Regions from separate parts of the Homo sapiens genome. Here region 2 is linked to region 1. Evidence: read pairs that join two places in POLR2A ChIA-PET (ENCODE). Cell type or tissue: HepG2. All regions are shown on one strand. Links, peaks and the distances in the headings refer to the core of each region. The heading gives the core; the rest is flanking DNA. Region 1 holds the start of GGT1 (gamma-glutamyltransferase 1). Region 2 overlaps GUCD1 (guanylyl cyclase domain containing 1).

Evidence for each region. Peaks named below come from ENCODE experiments on the same cell type or tissue, not always from the same donor. Only the 100,000 strongest peaks of a DNase experiment are listed, where the experiment ranks them.
Region 2: POLR2A ChIA-PET joins it to region 1 with 12 read pairs; 12 of 35 experiments call an interaction of 5 or more read pairs at or near these places.

Annotation. Positions count from the first base shown.
Region 1 is chr22:24,599,766-24,605,133 of GRCh38, reverse strand. GGT1 (gamma-glutamyltransferase 1) reads right to left here and starts at 1,941. Exons shown (of 16, transcript NM_001288833.2): 1 at 1,607-1,941. RefSeq lists enhancers at 631-720, 128-1,092, 1,093-2,058. In HepG2, for the core only: a CTCF peak has its summit at 1,217 (motif pointing left); DNase peaks (open chromatin) are centred at 972 and 3,133; H3K4me3 peaks cover 968 bases.
Region 2 is chr22:24,547,141-24,552,508 of GRCh38, reverse strand. It overlaps GUCD1 (guanylyl cyclase domain containing 1), which reads left to right. Exons shown (of 6, transcript NM_001284254.2): 2 at 3,508-3,592; 3 at 4,436-4,601. Among named protein-coding and RNA genes, the nearest start is that of GUCD1, 5.3 kb to the left of the region's middle. In HepG2, for the core only: no CTCF peak of the experiment used is centred there; a DNase peak (open chromatin) is centred at 2,278.

The sequences.
Region 1 (5,368 bases), core at 63-5,062:
ATATATTACATATTATATAATATATAATATAATACATATTATATAATATACTTTATATATTATATATTACATATAATATATAATATATTACATATTTTATATATATATATGACATACAGGATTCACAGCAGCAGGTGGGCAGAAAGAAAGTCTGAGTGGGCAAAGGATGGCCCAGATCCCTGCAGCTGACCCCAAAAGGAAAACCCTGGGCTGGGGAAAGTAGGGAGACAGAGCTGCCTTCAATGGGGCACAGCTGAAGCCTGGCAGCAGCTGAGGATTCCAGAGAGGGGAGACAGGAGGGGAGGCACTTTATCAAAGGACATGTTAATAGAGGTAGGGCCTACAGAATGAAGGAGGCTTTTCCTCACATGCTGAGTGTGTCACATTCTGTCCCAGTCAGCCCTCTACCCCCTGAATGCAGAGAGGGCACCTAGGGGGAAGTGGGTCTGGGGAAGCCATGTCACCTGAGGAAGGACTGCAGGGGCTGGCCTAGAAGTCTTCTCCAGACCCCACAGCTCTTGTCCTGGGCACATAAGGTAGTGAGTTCCCTGTCCCGAGAAATGTGCAAGCCTCACTCACCCAGAGACACAGACTCTGGTGTCAGTATCACCCACTTCCAACACACGTGCAAGCACGTGCGCACACACACAACTGAGCCTCATTTAGGCTGAGCAGAGCAGCTTCCCAGGATGCAGCAGAGAGAGGAGTATGAGGAAGAGGTAGACACGGCAGCCAGTCTGAAGTTTCCTGGTTAATCCTTCAACCCAGCTTGATGGCTTTGTCACCACAACCCCAGAGCCACAAGGGTGAAACCAGAGCACAGCCCCAACCCCATTCACAGGCAGGAAACTGAAGCTTAGACAAAAGGGATTTTACGAGGTCAGCTGGCCCCAGGAAGTCTGCAGACCTGCGGGTAAGCCCAGGACCCACCCACCCCTTACCCTGCCAGCCCCCAGCCTGGAGTCGCTATCCCTCGATATGAGAATGCACAGATCTCTGGCGTCTTCCCCAGGACTGCCTACAGCCCTGGACTGGATGCTTACTACCCAGACGTGGAGTTGGAATCTGTCTCTCACAGTTTCCACCCTTGCGGCACAGAGCCGAGAATCAGAAAAAACACCCCTTCAGTAAGATTTAATAACCACTACCTGCTGGAAACCTGTCGAAAGAACTATATATATCCCTATATATATAGCTGAGAGGTGGCAGGCGCCCCCTGGAGTTGGGCAATGACCCCTCGCACAACCGGCCCTGCCCCACCCCAATCCACAGCCACAAACAGAACCCAGGAGCGAGGCAAGCATGGCCCAAGGACACAGGGTCCCCCAACCCCATCACAGCTCTGGCTCTACTCCAGAGCTGACCCCCCGCCCCCACTCAGGGCTGCCAGATCCTCCAGGGCCTGTCTGTTCATGCTGCACTCTTTCCTCTTAATTCCAAGAAGCCACGGCTCTCTCAAGAGCTTCTTCGCACAAGTCAGGTGACTCCCCCCAGCCCTCCTTCACCCACTCGCATACCTCACTCAAACTCACATAAACTCATCAGCCAAGAAACAGAGGCCCCCAGCCCAGACCCAGTCGGATAAAGAACCCAGGGCTCTGCCCACCTGTGGGATCCTTCTGCAGGATGCGCCCACACAAGTCTTGCCCCCTTCACCCCGAAGTGCAACTCACTCCCACTGCACGGGTACATAAACCGAGGCTTGGAGAGGAAGAGGAACTCCTCTAGAGCGCAGCAAGCATATGGCAGAGCTGAGAATGGGACTCAGGCCTCCAGACACTCATGGGAGTGCCCTGACCTGAGCTTCCCCACCTATGATGTCCACCAGCTCAGAGAGGGTGAGCGGCGCCTCTGGGTCACACAGCACTGGGGCACAGCCAACTGCTCTCACTTCTGGGCTCACCCGACGCCCGGTCTGGTCATCCAGCAGCACACCAAAACCAAGCTAAGATTCCCTGCTGTGACCCAGCTCCTCCTTCCCTCCCCTAGTGGCCTGGGGGCGGGGCGGGGGGAGGGGAGGCTTTAAAGGCACAGGAACTGCTGCAGGTGGGATGTGGGCTGGCTCCTGGTCCCATCCCTGAGGCTGTGATCTGGGACCGCTGCAGGCTGCAGGTGTCTCTGAGCCCGGTGGGGTCTCAAACCCTGAATGAGAGACCTGAACTCTGAAAGCCTCGGTGGGGCTGAATGAGGCTGGGTTTCAGCGGGAGGCAGATTAGACCAAAGGTTCCCTGGGAGATGGGGCCACAGAGCTGGGCTGCAGCCAGATGCCCACGCCAGGAGGGGCTGGAGATGTAAGCATCTGAGGCCCCACAAGGTCTGAGGAGCCTAGTTCACCTCTACAACCCCAGGGCAGGGGATGCCTCTCCTAACAGGCCCTCTCCCCAGCTTGCAGGACTACAGGTGGGGCTCTAGGAGCTGTCACTCCAAGGACCCTGGTCACCTGGACTGAAGGGAGTCACATAATCCAGGAGGGTCCTTCCTTGACCCCCAATTTCAGGGGTCTGAGCAAACAGGCTGACCGAGGACCCCAGGCAACGGAAGCAGGGGGATGAGGCCCATCTGTCCATCTCATGCCCTCACCTGCTCTGCCCCATTCAATGAGATGGGGTGGGTGCCCCCACAGCGCTGGCAGGCCGAAGCCTCTAAGCCCTCAGATCGAGGTCCACACATGGTCTGCAGCCTGCCAGTATTGTCACTCTTAGCAAGGCTCACGCTTACGTTCCTTCTTTCATTCCATCATTCATTCTCCCATCAAATCCTGGCCCCTCCAGATTCTTCTCTCAAGGAGCCCTGACCTGGCTGGGCATGAGAGTATGGTCACCCCAGGGGGAAGAGCCCTAGGGAAGGGGCAGACACCAGAATAGGGGCCTTGGGAATCCAGCCCGAGCTGGGATTGGATTTGGGGAGGACCTGCCAGGCGGAAGGAACCACCTGAGCCTGAAGGCCAGGAAATGGAGCCTTTTCCAGGAAGTGAGGGCTGCAGGGGACCTCTTGACCACCCTAGGCCCGTCCTGAGCCCCGAGGTGTCAAAGCTGGAAAAGGAGGTGGCCGAGCTAAGACGTTCAAGGCCAGGCCAGTGTGGACTTTGAGAGCCCTGGGAGGCTGGTGAATGTGTCACCGGGCCCAGTAACCCATTAACCCTGGCTCACTCATTAAGACCCTGGTGGGTGTCCATTAGCTCCTTGGCCAGTTACAGGAGCTGGGCAGAGGGTAGGGGTCATGGGAAGAAGGGAGTGCTGATTGGGGTGCTAGGTAGAGGCTGGCTGAGCTGGCTCTTTTGTGTCCTTGTTCCTTGAGGAGGGTTCCAGGGCCAAGCTGGCCTCCAGCCAGGGGCAGCTGCCAACACAGCCCGGGGCGGGTGCCGCCCCACCATCCTAGTGACTTTCATCTCCTTATCACCCTTGTGTGCTGGCACCAGCAGCCCACAGTGCCTCAGGGGCCTTGGCCAGACAGGAGGCTCAAAGGGCCAGTCCAGTGCCTGGCTCAGCATCCAGCCACACAGTCCCTCTGAGAAATGGGCCCACTGTGGCCTCCAAAGCCCAGTCTGTTTCAACGGGCTGGGATCTGCCCCACCTCTGTATCTGGGAAAACAAGGCCCTGGTGGGGCAAGAAGGGAGCTCCTGGCATAGGAACCTGCAGCCTGAGAGGGGAAGGGACCTGCCCAAAGCCACTCGGCAAGAGAGTGACCCATGACACCAGGAAGGCTGTGCAAACCACTTCCTGCAACTGGCATCTCATTGCAGCCCCACCCCCACTGACAGGTCCAAGAAGCTGACAACACTGAATACCAGCAATCACCCAGAAAGCCTCATGCCCTGAGTGGGCCATGGTGAGGGCCATGGCGGGGTGGGGTTGGGGGGCGCATGGGGGCATGACATCCCGAACTGCCATCATGAGGCTCACAATGATCGAACAATGCGGATCGGTCCAGATGCAAGCGGTGCCTGGCCCATACTCCAGAACCGCTGGAACAACATCTCAGGGACCCCTGGGAGCCAGAAACCCAATATTATCCAGGACATTTTGTGTCTCCTGGTGTCCTGCACCAAGGAGACACTTGGTAAACTGGCTAAATAGAACTGACTTCAAATCCAAACATCATAGCATTGGATTCAATATTAGGATCACAGAATCTCAAGTGTTTGCTCTCTGATCTTCCAGCATCCCAGAAAGGTTGGCTTACATACCTTCCCCAATGGGGAGCTCACTACCTCCAAAGATAGTGGGACTCTGGTTGGCTGGCAAGTTCTTACCAACATTAAGCGCCAATTTGCCTCTTTGTAACACCTGCTGCAGGTGGGCCTGGCCTCAGATCCTGCCCACTGTCTAAGGTCACAGAGCAGAGAAGCAGGGGCCACTCCAGATCCTGTACCTGGCCACAGCCTCTCTGAGCCACAAAGACCACACTGAAGGAATGGGAGGAAGACTTCAGCTCAATGGAAGTGCTGGTGCTACTCAGCTGTGATGGAGGGAGGTCAGCACAGGCCAGCTGTGGGCATGGGCAGAACTCCTGTGCCCCCAGAGCCTGGCCAACACCCCCAGTGCCATTTGTAGCATTTGTTATTCCAGCACCCACCTGTGATGTCAGGACACAGACTGAAGCATGGCCAAGTGCGTGGGCCCTTCAGAATTGTCAGCTTGTGAATGCCTGGGAGCACCCAGCAGCAGGGCTGGCCTGGCACTTGATGGAACAAGTCCAGCTCCAAAACTCAGAGGCAGGATGGCAGAGGCATGGGCCCTAGAGTCCCTGGGTTTAAACTCAACCCCAGCCACTGATAGTGTGGGTATCACAGCAGCCTTTCCCTTCCTAGCCTCAGTCTCCTACCTAGAGAGCAGGGATAACTAGAACAGTTGCTGGGTGGATTCCTTGAGATGACAATGCACAGACAATGCACCTCCTACTTTCAAGGCCTCACAGGGTCTGGCTAGGCTCCAACACCAGGCCTGTAGGAGCTTCTCCCCTTTCCTGATGAGCAGCTCAGAGCAGGGGCCCAAAGGGCCCCCCTCCTGGCCGCCCTGTCCTCCCTGCCCAAGGCACCCTCCACAGGTAGTATTTATCACATCACCTGGTAATTATCTGCAGTGTCTGAAAGCTCCAAGGAGGGGATGGGGGTGGAGGAAGACTGTCCATGCCCCAGTCCCGACACCATGCCACAGCCTGATCTCCAGGAAAGCCAACCCGCTCCTGTCTCAAGGCCTCCCTGGTGACATGCCCAAGCACACCTGTTCACCCACAGCCCCCTGTGACTTCACTGATGCCAAAACTGCGCAGCACTTTCCACGCATGCCATGCTCTCACCTGGACTTTTGGGGACCTCCCCCTGCCTCATAGCAGCACCTTCCCGACCTCCCTCGCTTCTTGGATGCT
Region 2 (5,368 bases), core at 234-5,233, 53 kb after region 1:
TGAGCCACTGTGCACGGCCTAAAAAAAGTTTATTTCTTCCAGCAAATATTTATTGAGTTACTATTAAACATTCAACACCAGCAACTGAGAATAACAGTGAACAAGATCAGCAAGTTTCCTGCTGTCTCAGTTCATTTGTGCTTCTATAACAAAATACCTGGGACTGGGTAATTTAGAAACAATAGAAATTTAATTTCTTTTTTTCTTTTTTGGAGATGGAGGTCTCACTATTTTGCTCGAACTGGTCTGAAACTCCTTGGCTCCTCTTGCCTTGGCCTCGTGAGTAGTTGGGATTACAGGTGTGTGCCACTGTGCCCAGCTCTAGAAATTTAATTCTTCACAGTTCTGGAGACTCTGAGGTCCAAGATCAAGGCGCTGGCAGGTTCTGTGTCTGGTAAAGGCCTGTTCCTTGTAGATGGTGCCACCTACGTGTCCTCACATGGTGGAAGGAACAGAAAGGGCATGAACACTGCTTTTACATGACAGAAGAACAGAAGGGCAAAAAAAATGGCCTATGCTAGTTTCCTCCAGCCCTTTTATAAGGCACTAGTTCACTGATGAGGGCAGAGCCCTCCTGACTTCACAAAAGGCCACACTTCTTATTTATTTATATTTTTGGTTGTGGATATCTTCTGCACCCATTTCTTCATACCACCACAATGGAGATTAAGTTTCAACATAAATTTTGGAGAGGATACCATAGCACCTGCCTTCAGGAAGCTTGCCGTCTCAAGAGAGTGGCTTGATGCTATTGTTACTTTTGCCAAGCACTGTGAAGGAAACGAATAGGATGCTGTGAAGGAGAGTTCCCTCGTTTCTCAAAGGCTTAGTCAGAAAAACCTCTAAGAAGAGATTTTGAGCTGGGACCTGAATGACTAGAAGGGACACAACCTTGAGAACAGCAGCCGGGAGAGAGTTTCAGACAGAGGGATCCTCACGTGCAGATGCCTTGGGGTAGAATGAAGCCTTGATGAGTTCACAGGTTAACTAGACCACAGGTGAGGGCAGCCAAGATGAGGCTGGCGGGCCAGGTTAGGCAGGGCCCCGGTAAGGGATGAGAACCTTATTCCAAGAGCAGTGGGAAACTGAATGGGAATCCCTACGGCTGCTGTATGTAGAGGTGGGAGAGGTGCTGGGAGTGGAATTTGGGGCAGGGACAGGCAGGGGTCAGTGCCACTGAATCCTTGGCAGTGATAGCAGGGGAACATGTGAGCGCCTTGAGTGAACGGCCTGGGTATCTTTTGGAGGCATCTGGGTTAAGAGGAAGGAAGAGAATGAGGCCTCAGTCCAGCCTGGGCTTAGCATACCAGGCCCCAGCTGGGGGCAGGTTCACATTATTAGCACCTGCAAAGGGCTTTATAGACGTTCTTGTCCTTAGGGTTCACATCACCCTGCAGGCTGGCGTCTGGTAGTCCATTTCACAGAGGAAGAAGCAGGCACAGAGAGGCCAGGCAACTTAGCTAGCAGGTGGCCTGCTTTGCTCATGCCATTGTGCCTTCCATGGGCCCTGCTGCACATGGAGTAGAAAGACACCAGGAGCAGTGATAGGTCCCTGCCTCTTGGGAACGTATAAGCAACACAGGAGGGCACAGACAAGCTCAATGCAAGGGCCGCATCCTAGGAGGCAAAGTGTGAACTCAAGCCCAGAGAAGTACAGATGAGTGAAAGGGTGTAGCCAGTCTGTGATCAGGGAAGGCCCTGGAAATGGCCTCTGAGCCAGGCCTTGAAGGCTGGGGAAGGTCAGACATAGGAAGGGAGGAACTTGGGATTCAAAGCCTGGTAGGTTGGAAAGGCCAGGACAGATCCCAGGACTAGTGAGTGGCCGTCTTAGCTGGCGCACACAGGGAAGTGAGGGGAACTGGGGCTGGCACAGCAGGAGGGCTCCTGGGGTGGCTCTACACAGAGCTGGTCACACAGTCCAGGAGAGACCTGCCAGATGGGGAAACAATGTGGGCAAGGTTTTCACGTGCTGAATGAGTGTCATGAGTGAGTAACAGCAGAGATAAGTCTCTTCCTCTTTAGACTCTGAACTTTGTCCAGGTTCATGAGGTGGCTACGGAGGAGGGTCCTGCATGCCACAAGCCCATTTGCCCCACCTCAGGGCCTTAGCACATGCTGTTCCCCCATCCCCTCTAAGGCACACCCCCACTGTTTTCCCCAGCCTAGGCCTCTATTTTGCTATGTTTGCTTATTTTTGCTATCCACCAGGAGAGTGACTTTGTGTCATTCACTGCTGTATCTCCAGTACACACACCAGGCACTTACTAGGCTTTTGGGAAATATTTGTTGACTGAATGACTGAATCAGACCAAAGTCCCCCTGTTTAGGGATGGCCAGACTCATTCCAGCAAGAGGAAGTCAGCTGCCCAGCCCACAGCCAGCCAGCAGTGGCACAGTTGAGACTGGAACGCTAGGTCAGGCCCTTTCTGCTCCACCTCACAGCCTGGCAAAGACAGACCGAGAGGTCGCCCAGGGTTGGTGGGGGATGGAGCTCACAAGAATATTACATATGCTTCATAGCTTACGTGACAGTTCCCTTCTCCTGGCCATGGTCTCACACCCTGGTGGTCCTGGGGTCTTTGGAGTCAAGCAAACCTCCAGGGGCCTCATGAACTCAGATACATTATCTGCTGAGTGCCTCCCATGTGCCAGCCCTGGAATGAAAGCAGGAAACAAAACAGCCCCTGCTGGCCAGGCGGAATGGCTCACGCCTGTAATCCCAGCACTTTGGGAGGCTGAGGTGGATCACCTGAGGTCAGGAGTTCGAGACCAGCCATGGAACCATGGACAACATGGTGAAACCCCATCTCTACTAAAATTACAATAATTAGCTGGGCATGGTGGCGCACGCCTGTGGACTACAGGCTGCTTGGGTGGCTGAGGCAGGAGAATTACTTGCCACCCGGGAATCGCAGGTTGCAGTGAGCCGAGATCATGCCACTGCACTCCAGCCTGTGCGACAGAGCAAGACCCTGTTGAAAAAAAAGAAAAAGACTCTGTCCCTCCTCCTCAGAGCTCCCACCAAAAGAAGGGCTTTGAGTAGGCATGGTGGGAAGTGAATGCACATGTGGGTCACTGGGCCTGAGAGGGGCAATACTGGAGAAGTGACATCCAAGGGCAGGAGTTAGCTCAGGCACCTGGGAAGCCAGGTATGTCCAGGCAGAGGAACCAGGTGTGCAAAGACCTCCAGGGTGTGAGGGATTATGACAAGCAAAGGCAAGGGTGCAGAGGGTGCTAGGGCAGCAGCCATGGAGGTATTGTCTTAAGGAATGTGGGACCCAGCTCACTGGAGGATTTTCAGTTGGGCTGACCTGCTCTGGCCGGTGTTTTGGGGAGATCACTGCTATTATAGGAGCCTGGATTTGAGGGGATTCCTGAAGGATTGTGGGAAGGTCCCTGAGCAGCCCCTGCAGGGTCTAGGCAGGAGGCAGTGACACTGGCTCCCATGAGGGTGGGAGTGGTGGGCTCTGCGCTGAGGGTCTGTGACCTCCCTCTGTTTCTGCACAGGGGACTTTGTGCAACTGCCTGTGCCCGTCATCCAGCAGCTCTACCACTGGGACTGTGGCCTGGCCTGCTCCAGGATGGTGCTGCGGTGAGTGGGGCCAGGGCTGGGGGCCCAGGTGCTTCCCATCTACATCTTCTGCTCTGGCTTGGGAGAGACCTGGGTGGGATCCATGGTCCATGTAGCTATCTTTGGTTGGGGCTTGCAGGAGGCCAAGCTTCTACCTGGTCCTAGTCCCATCTGCAAAAGTGAGCAAGGGGTGGACCAGGCCTTCCAGCTCTCCATGATAGTAATGTCTGGGGGCTTGGGGTGGCCAGGAAGTCCCAGGTGCCCAGGCCTGTCCTACAAGGCAGTTCTGTGACTGGGATAGGAGGCCCTCCACTCCCCAGTTTCTGGCTCCTGGGAGAATGGGGTGCTGACCGTTAAGCTGAGGCTGTGTGAATATCACAGAAACCTGGACAGTGAGAGCCAAGAGGGACTGTAGCCGTCACCTTGTACAAGAGTTTTTCATTTGGCTTCCTGGAACCACAGGGCAGCTGCATCTTCATCTGTTTTACATCCTGGGAATCTCAGCAAGAGAAAATTCAACAAAAGCGTTCTTTGCCTAAAACTTTGAAAACCACTGATGTGATCAGGGACCTTATTTTAGAGATGAAGCTAAAGAGGCCAGAGAAGACAATGACTTGCTCAAGGTCACAGCCCACAAGACACAATAGATTTGAGAAGCAGAGTCCAGGCCTGCAACTCTGGAGCCAGGACGGTGCCCCAAGCAGCCTGGGCAGTGTGTGGGCAGGACCTAGGGTCTCATGATGAAGGAGGGAGACTTCTGGGGAATGGGACCTGTGACGGGGCTCTTGGGCCAGTGGGTGGAGGGTGACTCAGACCAGTTGACCCTCAAGACCAAGCTGAGCTCCCCAGCTCGTCTACCTGCAGGTACCTGGGCCAGCTGGACGACAGTGAGTTTGAGAGAGCCCTGCAGAAGCTGCAGCTGACCAGGAGCATCTGGACCATCGACCTGGCCTACCTGATGCACCACTTTGGCGTGAGGCACCGCTTCTGTACCCAGACCCTGGGTGTCGACAAGGGCTACAAGAACCAGGTGAGCGACCAGCCACCAGGCCTTCCCATGTGGGGCCACACAGAGGTATAAGGCCACCTGGTTCCAGTAGTTGGAAGAGGGAACAGTCAAGGGCTAGACACCCAGGTAGATACCCAGGTGTGCAGAGACCAGGGAGCAGCAGCAGAGAGGCTATAGGCAGGATTTGGGAGCCAGTCAGAGCAGGTGCCCTTGCAGTCGGGCCTGCCCAGAGGATCTGAGTACTGAGTCCTGGCTCCTGTCCACCTGCCTTCTACAGCCCTCAGAATGTGCAGAGGCCACTTCCTACGTTCTTTCCTACTGTCCTCAGCACAAGGCAGGCCCAGGGCCTCTGAGAACATCACTGACCTCATCCGGCCATCATTTGCACATTTTTTTACTTTTCACCAGGAGAGCCAGCTTTTAAGCTATATAATTGGTAGTCTAGAAGAAAACCAAAATACCATCTTTTCTTTTTTTTGCCTTTTGAAAAATAATGCCAACATAGCCATGCCAGCAAAGTGTGTTCCGTGGACGACACCTAGCTAAGCCAAGCTGTAGCTGAGCTGTCCCAGGTGGTTCAGCCTCATCCCCCTTGCTTATTCGCTACGGGCTCCTGCTCATGCCTGCCAGAGTGTACAAGCCCAAGGGTGATCGATCCTCCCCAGAGAGCTGACCTGAGCCCAGCTGCCCACCCCTCTCTCAAGCATCATCCTCATGCCTCTGTGTGGTCCTGCTTCCCTGCTCCTGCTTAGGACAGACAGCTTTCTGATCTGGCTTGCTGCATGTAC